Linked DNA regions of Homo sapiens: region 1 is linked to region 2. The links are chromatin contacts, found by Hi-C or POLR2A ChIA-PET in ENCODE. All regions are on one chromosome and are shown on one strand. Each heading gives the region's core, a stretch centred on a gene start or an enhancer-like site at or near the end of the contact. The rest is flanking DNA. Distances are from core to core; before and after follow the strand shown.

What was found. A loop is a pair of places that touch in the nucleus more often than their neighbours do. ChIA-PET counts read pairs that join two places held with the same protein, here RNA polymerase II (POLR2A). Pooled maps may share reads with other maps.
Region 1: a map of ovary shows a loop between it and region 2 (2.3-fold over the local background). The contact joins two enhancer-like sites. A Hi-C loop is called at or near these places in 1 of 168 maps with a recorded cell type or tissue (ovary) and 4 of 50 pooled maps. POLR2A ChIA-PET finds 5 or more read pairs at or near these places in 2 of 52 experiments (AG04449 and HEK293T).

Annotation. Positions count from the first base shown.
Region 1 is chr9:121,899,340-121,904,240 of GRCh38, reverse strand. All of the region lies in intron 6 of TTLL11 (tubulin tyrosine ligase like 11), which reads left to right. Among named protein-coding and RNA genes, the nearest start is that of TTLL11, 190 kb to the left of the region's middle. Within about 2 kb of position 1,406, at least 4 of the 41 ENCODE cell types and tissues checked have a DNase peak (open chromatin) inside an H3K27ac peak, as active enhancers do.
Region 2 is chr9:121,747,412-121,752,197 of GRCh38, reverse strand. All of the region lies in intron 3 of DAB2IP (DAB2 interacting protein), which reads right to left. Among named protein-coding and RNA genes, the nearest start is that of DAB2IP, 98 kb to the right of the region's middle. RefSeq lists an enhancer at 3,163-3,686. Within about 2 kb of position 3,127, at least 20 of the 41 ENCODE cell types and tissues checked have a DNase peak (open chromatin) inside an H3K27ac peak, as active enhancers do.

The DNA.
Region 1 (4,901 bases), core at 157-2,656, 150 kb before region 2:
CGTGCCACTGCATGCCAGCCTGGCGATAGAGCGAGACTCCGTCTCAAAAAAAAAAAAAAAAGAATGTATCAAAGCCACACAGTTGCAGATGTCCCTTGGATGATCATTATGAAATGTGGAAATAGTTTTAGTTGTTAGTATTTTCTCCAAATGCTGTTCCCCCAAGAGAACTCTGTCATGAATATGGGAATTAACGCGGTTTATGTTTCATGGACAGGCTTAGCCCGGGCATGAAGCTGAGTTGGCTTGTATATTTAACCCACGTTGTATTTGGTATCCCTGAGCTGAGCTGGAAAACCCTGCAAACTCCCAGCTATAAAATAACAAGATAAATGTCACTCCATTCAAAGCACAGAAGAAAAGATACACCTCAATATTTTCTTTCAATACTTTACATTTACCTAATCCTTTTAATTGTACCATCCGATTTGCTTTTACTGACAGATTCACGAAGTATAGACGTGGCAGAACCAGAGAGGTTGGTGACTGCCTTATACCAGCCACTGGGCGCCTATGGGATATCTGTGTGTGTAAAATGAGTGTTTAAAACATTTTATAAAAAATAATGTGCATAAAAATAAATACATGTAATCTCATATTCATACGTTACATGTATATATTTATATAAAATCTCACCTAATCTTCACAACAACCTTACAAGGGAGGTATTACCTTCATTTTAAGGATAAGAAAACAGAAGATCTGAAGAGTTAAGTGAACTTGCCCAAGTCACACAGCATCTCAGTGACAGAGTTGGGATGTGAACCCAGTTTTGAGTTTAAAACAGGTGCTGCTTTTACCAGTGCCATCCAGCTTTGCCATACATATGATAGGTACTTTTCAGCCAAGCCCTGGGGACTGCCAAAGATTTAGCTAAGTGTTCTTCCCATGCCCTCAGAATTTCTGTGTTCTAAAAAACCCAAGAGCAAAAAGCAGTACGGCAGGATGGAAAGAGTGGGACTCGGGCTCCAATCCTGACTCTCCTATTTGTTGTGATGCTGGGCAAGCTCCTCTCTTTAATCTTTAGTTTTTCTGTCTGTAAAATAGGGAGCCTGTTGCATTGCAGGCGTGGTATGAGGATTAGAGGATCTATGTGAAATACAGTGCAGTTTCAGGTACATTGCAGGCCTCTGAGAGTTGGCCCATTGTGACTATTACCTTTGGACCGAGGCCATCAGAGAATGTGTCTGAACTTCTGGATAAGGAAATGTGGTTACAGTAGTCATAGGAAAGCCCCCAAGCAGCTGGGCTCATTTGAGATAAGAGTCCCAGGGGTAGATGATATAGTCTATAGTGTAGAACCTGCAGATATCCCCCATCTGATAACCTGTGACTCTGTGAGAGAGAGAAAATGCTTGCTGAATGTCAGAGCAGAAAAGGCTCTAGAGTTTCCCAACACGTGTTACAATGACGAACTAGAAGTCCACAGAGAATGGCATGGCTGACCATTCCTGTGGCCACTGACCATTCCTGTGGCCCTGGGTCTGCTGTTTAACTCCCATCTGCGTCAGAAAAGAAGCATCTGGACTCCACTAAAAACACATAAATGGAGGGCTTGCTGATGACTTACTCAAACTCAGTACAGGCACGAAAAAGGAGAGTGAGATAAACCCGTCAACATCCCATTAAGGACCTTTAAAAAAAAAAACAACTCGGTAGAAACTCCAGGCTAAACAGATCAAGCATAAACCCAGCTGCACACAATTAAAGACACACTAAGCCTAAAGTGGGACACAGGGAATTGAAACAGTCTGTGAGAAACATCTTTTTCTCCAAGGTTCCTAACTACTCTGGTTTAGCTAATGCTTAGAGGGAAATGCCTCGCACAGAACAATGGAAAAAGTAAGAACTCAGGAGTCAGGCAGACTTTTATTCAAAACCACCTCCATCATGGCACACCTGTGCACTCTGGTAACTTAAAAGGATGTTCTTAAAGAATAGTGAAGTCCAGGAAAATATGTTCATCATAGTTTGGGTGGAGGAAAAAGCTTTCAAAATAACAAATACGGAGGATCTATTTTATATAGATAAGGAAGGATAGGCACCAAAGTGTTCACTGGTTGCTTCTGGGCTGTAGGATGAGAAATGGTTTTTATTTTCATCTTGATTGCCCATGGTTTTATTTTTTCTTTATAGAGGATATATATTATTTTTATAAAGAGAGAAAAGCAATGAAAGTAATTTTTGTGTGATCACACAATAGATCTTCTGTGTCTAACAATATTACAGATTAGATATCTGAAGAAACTCCCCAGTACATGCTGGCTAAAAAATAAATAAATAAAAAATAAAAAATTTAATGTAGGAATGTGCTGGCAGGAAAGTACAAAAAAATTATCAGAAGCCAGAAGCAATGAGAAAACACAAAGTAATGAGGAAACACAGCTTCAGAGGGAGTGAACAGGTGTTGAAACTGGGGTTTCCGTGCAAGCATCTGACAATCCCTTGTGGCCTAGACCTTGGGGCCACATGGAGACAAGAAACAAAGTCTAGAGACCCAACAATGAGGGAAATTAGATTGGAAACTCCCACATAAAACCAGGACCACTGAAAGATCACATTCTCAGCGAGTGAACCAGGAAAAACCCATCCCGCAGGGCAATATAGGGATACTTACCAGTGTTGGCCTTGGTTCTCGGGGGAGGGAAAGACAGTGTCTTCTTTAAGAGCCATAAGCCCAATCTCACAAGAGTTTGGAGTTGGAATTCACATTATCTGTGTGACTTGAAAAACAGAATACTTATAATTTAGTTCAAAGCTGTTCTAAGTTGTTGGTGTTCCCAGACACATGACAGAAGCAAACACAGTTCTTCTCTGACAAAATGAACTTTAAGCCTGGAACACTAAGAATTCCTACCAATGAAGATCCAAAGGGTAGTCTTAGCCAGAGCAATCAGGCAAGAAAAAAAAGTAAAAGGCATCCAAATAGGCAAAGAAGAAGTCAAACTATTTCTCTCCACCGATGATGTGATTCTATACCTAGAAAACCCTAAAGACTCTGCTAAAAGGCTACTAAGAACTGATAAACAATTTTAGTAAAGTTTCAGGATACTAAATCAGTATACAAAAATCAGTAGTATTTTCTATACACCAATAATATCCTGGCTGAGAGTCAAATCAAGAGCACAATCCCATTTACAGTAGCCACAAAGAGGTTGAAATACCAGGCAGGGTGTGGTGGCTCACTCCTGTAATCCCAGCACTTTGGGAGGCTAAGGTGGGAGGATCTCTTGAGTCCAGGAGTTCAAGACCAGCCTGGGCAACATGGTGAGACCCCATCTCTATACACCTGTAGTCTCAGCTACTCAGGAGGCTGAGGCGGGAGGACCACTTGAGTCCAGGAGGTTGAGGCTGCAGTGAGCCGTGATAGTACCACTGCACTCCAGTCTGGGCAACAGAGTGAGACCCTATCTCAAAAATAAATAAGCAAATAAAAATAAAATAGGAACTCAGTGGGTTTAATGGCAGATTAGACTCACTTAAAAATAAATTAGAGACCTGATAAACAACTGAAAGATACATTTGAAGAAATTAGTCAGAATTTAGCACAAACAAATAATGAGATGGGAAACACAATGGAAGAATTTTAAGAATGTAGGATAGAATAAGAAGGTCATACATCCAATGGGAGTTCCAGAAGGAGATAATAGAAAGAAGGTAGAGAGTTGATATTCAAAGACGTTAAGGCTGAGAATTTTCCAATGAGAATAGAAACGAAAGACATCAATGATCTTTGACAGGAAGCCCACTGAATTTCAAGCAAAATAAAAAGAAATCCACGGGTAGATATACTGTGAAACTGCTAAATAACAAAGACAAAGAAAAGATCATAAAAGCTACCAGAGATACAAGGCAGATTATGTGCTAACACACAGTGGTAATTAAGACTGACAGCTGACTTCGCAACAGTAACAATGCAATTCACAAGTCAGTGAAATCTGTTTGAGTGCTCAGAGAAAATAACTGAAAACTTAGAATTATGTACTCTATGAACCTGTCTTTCAAGAGAAGAGGCAAAATAAAGACGCTTGAGAACTAGGAGCAACAGACCCTCACTAAAGGCAAGATGCTCTAGTTAAATGCTAAATTTAGGTCCAGAGGCCATTGGGACTATTAGGAGACACCCTTGTGTGATGTGGAGAGTGTAATAAACACAGGCATTAGAGAGGCTGTCCTGGTTTCAAATCTCACTTACTAGGCATAAGTACTTTTTGAGCCATTCTTGTCACTCATTGGCTACTGTTTCTTCCTCCATAAAGTGGGGGAAATAGTGTCTACTGCATAGGGTTATTGACAGAGTTAAATAAGATACAATGTAAAACTCCTAAGAGACATTTGGAAGGGTAATTTTTAAATTTAGTCATTCAACATGTGTTTACCAAGCATGTGATATGCACGTGGCACTGTCTTTAGTCACTGGGAATGTAGCAGAGAATGAAACAGACAAAAACCCAAATGTCATGGAGCTTACGTTCTAGTGGTGGTGGGATAGAAGAAGGGAGAAAATGGAGGAAAAAATTAATTAAAATATAGGGTGGGCCTGGCAAGGTATCTCATGCTTGTAATCTCAGCACTTTGGGAGACTGAGGCAGGAGGATTGCTTGAGGCCAGGAGTTCAAGACCAGCCTGGGCAACATAGCAAGACCCTGTCTCTACAAAAAATAAAAATAAATTAGCTGGGCATGGTGGTGCACCTGTAGTCCCAACCACTTGGGAGGCTGAGGCAGGAGGATCTTTTGAGCCCAGGCATTCAAGGCCGCAGTGAGCTTTAATTGTGCCACTGCACTCCAGCTTGGGTGAAAGACTGAGACTCTGTCTCTAAATGTGTGTGTGTGTGTATATATATATATATATATATATATGTATATATATATACACACACACATACACACACACACAGA
Region 2 (4,786 bases), core at 1,878-4,377:
AGCAGCATTCCAATGTTCATTCCAGAGTCTCCGGGAAATGCCCCTGCCCTTGCTCTGTCCAAGTATGGGCCGCTTCCCCCATCCCTCTCAAGGTTAGGAGGCTCATCCTACCCTCTGTGGCTGCACACTGCTCCCCACGGCCCCAGCCGAGACCCTTCTAAACATGGCAGATCACTAGCCCCATGACAGCGCTCCAGGGACTAGAGACCCTTTACCTGTCCTCCATGGCATGGAATCCTTACTGCTCCCAGGAAGGAGGTGGCACCATGACATCCAGGTCACACACGGGACAGCCAAGGCCATGGCTAGGGTGACCTGCCCTGGACTCCGCTGCTACAGAGGAGCTTGGCCAGGGCATGGGAGGGCAGAGGGGAATGGGAGTTCCACTGGCCTTCTCCTGTCTAGACCAAAGCAGCACCCTCCACTGAACAAGCCACTCCGCCTGGCATGGCCTCACTCCTGTCCCTCCTCTCTCGCCTCATGGCCTGTAAGATAATCAAGTCCCAGATGCCTCAAGCTGGTGTCCGAGCCCTCCTGAAAGGCCCCTCGCACAAGTGACCTGGACTCTCCTCCCCAGCTACTTCCTGACAAAGCTGCAAACTCTTATCCTCCAGGGGTCCATGTCCAAGCAGTCTCCTGAGCCTGTCCATTCTGCCTCTCCCTCCACTTCTTTGCCAAACAAAGTCCTTCCTCAGTTTTCAAGGGCCAGCCCAATGTCACCACCACAAAGTGGTCCCTGGTCTCTCCAGACAGACAGCTCACACTACGCTACCTAAGCCCGGCTCAGGGCCACAATCTCCCACCTGTTCCACTTAATTCTCGTGACAATCCTGTCAGGACTAAAAAGGTGCACCCAGAAAGTTGAGGTGACCTGCCCAAGATCACATGCATAGCAAGTGGCCGAGTCAGATGTGAACCCAGTTCAGCGGAGTTCAAGACTAACTGCACCAGCCTTGGCTTGGCCTTTCCATCGTCCAGGGGTGGCCCACAGCAGCTGGGCAGCAGGGAAAGGTCCATAGCAGCCGGGCAGGGGGAAAGGTCCACAGCAGCCGGGCAGCAGGGAAAGGTCCACAGCAGCCGGGCAGGGGGAAAGGTCCACAGCAGCCGGGCAGCAGGGAAAGGTCCACAGCCAGCTAACCCACTAGCTGTGACCCACTCACTCCAGGTGGGGAAGGAAGGACCGGGGGATACAGGGATGGGGCAGCCCCTGCCCAGGGCCCAGGAAACGTGGGCACAAGGCACGGGGAGCTGCTATGAGAGACAGCGCCAGGGCCCAACAGCAGCTCATTGTGAGGGCTGGTGGCAGAACAATGGGGACACTGTCCTGGCTCCTGGGGCCTAGCCTTATCTGATAGCGTTCCAGCCAACCCACAAGCTGTTTTTCAACTCTGATCCTTTTTTCTCTTAAAAGGTCGGTGACACAAAAGCTCAGCAAACTCATTATTCCAAGGAGGGAAAGGACCCCAAACCGAAACTTACAGTAATTAAAAATCCCTACTTGACACAGCAAGGGTGTTCCCAACTATTGGGTGGGGGGAATTGAGAGTGGGATTGTTTGGTCGGAAAATAAGGGGCTCAGGGTCACCCTCCAAATCTCGAAAGCTCAGAGGGAGCTGCCCTGTGTGGCCCCAAAGGGCAAGGCTGGGACCAGGAGAGGCCACTTCCAGCTCAGTCACAGCTGTCCTTGAATGGGCCAGGCTCGTCTGGTTTTAGAGAGAGTGGGCTCCCTGTCTCTGAAAGTGTGCAAGCAGGAGCCGGGGGGCCCCTTTAAGACATGCTGCATGGCTAGGGCTGCCAGGGTAATGGGCTGGGCAGTACACAAAGGCAGGCAGTGCAGTGGGCCCTGGGATTAAACACACACACACACGCGCGCGCGCACACAAGTGAATGCTACAGAAATGCACCTGCAGCTGCGAGCGGGCAGGAGGACAGAGGGCCTAGTGTCAAGGGTGCCTGGCTGCAGAGCAAACCGAGTCTCTATTCCTTATGAAATATACAACCTTGGATACTTTAAGTCATTCGACTCTCTAGGACTCAGTTTCCCCATCCGTAGTGAGGATAACGACACACCTTCCTCATGGGTTGCTCTAAGGATCAAATGAGACCATGCAGGCGGGAGGCTCAGGAGGGCAGGGGTGTCAGTGACTCCCATCCATTGCTCATAACTGTTCATGCCTCTTTGGTCTGTTCCATTCGCCCACCTCATTGCCAGCCACGATGTCAGGAGCTGGAGACACAGCTATGAACAACACTGGTGAACGATGCACACGCTGCTATCAAGGCTGACATTTCTGGGATAGGTCACACTTTTGACAATTTGGAGTGACAAGATATGGACTTCCCAGGCTGTTTCCTGTTCCTGTCCCGTGACGACTCAAACGCTTTACGTTCTCCATGCCTCAGTTTTCCCCATCTGCAAAATGGGGATCAATCATATCTGCCCAAATGCTCTGGGATGCCTCAAATTTCTTTAAAAAGCCCTTCATTTCCTGAGGCGAAATGAAAGGAGAAGAAGGTGTGCCTAGCAGTGGGCAGTAGACCCCCGTGAGGAGGCCCCTTTAGCCCCTCTGCCTGGGACTCCCAAGCACAGCCATCTCCAGCCCCAGTCTCCAGCCCACCAGCCTGTGTGGTCCCAAGCCACTGTCCACTACCCCAACCAGGTCTGGAAGGAAGAGAAATCCTGGACAAGGTTTGTCTCCACAGAGTTGGTGCCCACCCAAAGGCTGGCAGGACCTGATGGTTCTGCAGTCAGGACTTCAGCAGACTCTCTAGGCCTCATCAGGTCAGAACATGCCAATCATGCTTCTGCCTGTCATAGCCAGGCAGGTCCAGAGGCTGTGCTAGAAGCGTCTGCCCACACTGGAAAAAAAGAGAGTCTGGACATGGTCACAATGAATGCACTGACCTGCTGGGAATCAAACGGCAGGACATAAACAGGGCAGCGCCCTGCCTAGTATGTCCAGCAGAGCTCTCTCCCCAAGCCCAGCCTTGCCCCGCTGGCCTGGGAACCGGCTGCTCAGAAGGCCAGTGCTCACTCCTGGCCCAGCTGGGATCCCAGGGGAGAGGAGAGGAATGCAGCCGCCTGGTGGCTCCCAGGGCCCTGGGGAGACAGAGCCTGTCCTAAAAAGGCAGAAAGGTTGGCTGCCCTGCCTGGGAAGTCTTCCAGGGATGACAGGGCCCAGAGGCGTGGTCCCTCTCAACCCAGGGTTCCCTCAGGCCAAGGTAAGGGGTAGGTCCTAGCAGTCACCAAGACCCAGTTGTGACGCCCCCATACACACAGAACGCCCTGGGCTGTGAGACAGGGAGACACGTGGCCTTCTGCCCTCACCCCTGGGAGCCTGTGCTTCCCCCCACATCACAGGGCTGAGCTGGCAGAGGAGGGTCCACACCCTGCAACCAAAACAGGAGGATGGGACAGCTCATGCTTGCTGTGAGGCCTGGTGTCCCGTGGTGCCCAATATAGGCTGACTAAATGAATGACACTGTGGCAGCCTGGACCTAACAGCCACTTACTAAGCACCTACCATGTGCCAGTTGCAGGTGTTCTCACCAAAGTACAAACATCATCTCATGGCCTTCTCCCAACAACTCTGCACAAAAGGCAGCACTGCCCCAGAAGAAAGGGAGAGTGGGTATTCAAGCTCAGGTCCCACAAGCCCTGGCTCATGGGGCAATACATGAGCCAGTTAATCCAAAAGGCTCAATGGAAGCTTTAGGACGTTCTCTAAAGAGGAAACTGAGGCTTAGAGACAGGGAGTGGCTTGGCTAGGTCACATGGTCCAGAAGTGAAAGCTGGGGTTCTAACGGCCTGGTCACCCTCTGTGGGACACTCTTGGCACCTACCTCACAGTGAGTCAGGCCTGGAGGCCAGGCATCCAATCAGCCCAGCACCCCAGCAACGGCCCGTTCCTCTCCCTGAAGGAGTCTTTGGTCTCTATCCCAGCTGTATCTAAGGTCTATCACAGACCCTGAACGAGTTTCCTCCCCCTTCTAGGTGCCATTTCCTCACACGCTGAGCTACTTCAGAGAAAGCCACAAAAACCCTACGTCAACTCCCTAGAACATAAGGGACCATAAACTATCATAACTGCTACCAACACCACTACCATCACCTGTAATAATGTAATAGCAACATCTCACTGCTGCCTGGGGTGACTTGGGCCAAAGCTCCGGAGAGACCAGGGATTCGAGAGGGCGCTGGTACTGGCTCCTGAATGAGAGGCAGCCTTCAACATCCTCTCCCCGTATAAACTGTGCAAGCCTAATGGAGTTTTCAAAAAACATTCAGGAACACATTTACCTTTCCACATCTTATTTCTTTCTTTCTTTTTTTTTTTTTTGCGGGGGAGGAGGGGTGCAGAGAGAGAGAGAAGAAACAAAAAACTTTCCATCTAATCCCCCAAGTCATCCTGCAGCCTGAATAATTTCGGGTTTTTAATCAATAGCTGTCAGACTTGTCAAATTACTTTGGGGACCGCAAAGCAGTTTTTAAACATTCATAAACCTCAGCAGAACAGCGAAGTGCCCTGAATTTTAAAAGAAGAGCATCTAGGCCGGGCGCGGTGGCTCACGCCTGTAATCCCAGCACTTTGGGAGGCCGAGGCAGGTGGATCATGAGGTCAGGAGATCGAGACCATCCTGGCTAACACGGTGAAACCCCATCTCTACCAAAAATACAAAAAATTAGCTGGGCGTGATGGCGGGCGCCTGTAGTCCCAGCTACTCGGGAGGCTGAGGCAGGAGAATGGTGTGAACCTGAGAGGTGGAGCTTGCAGTGAGCCAAGAT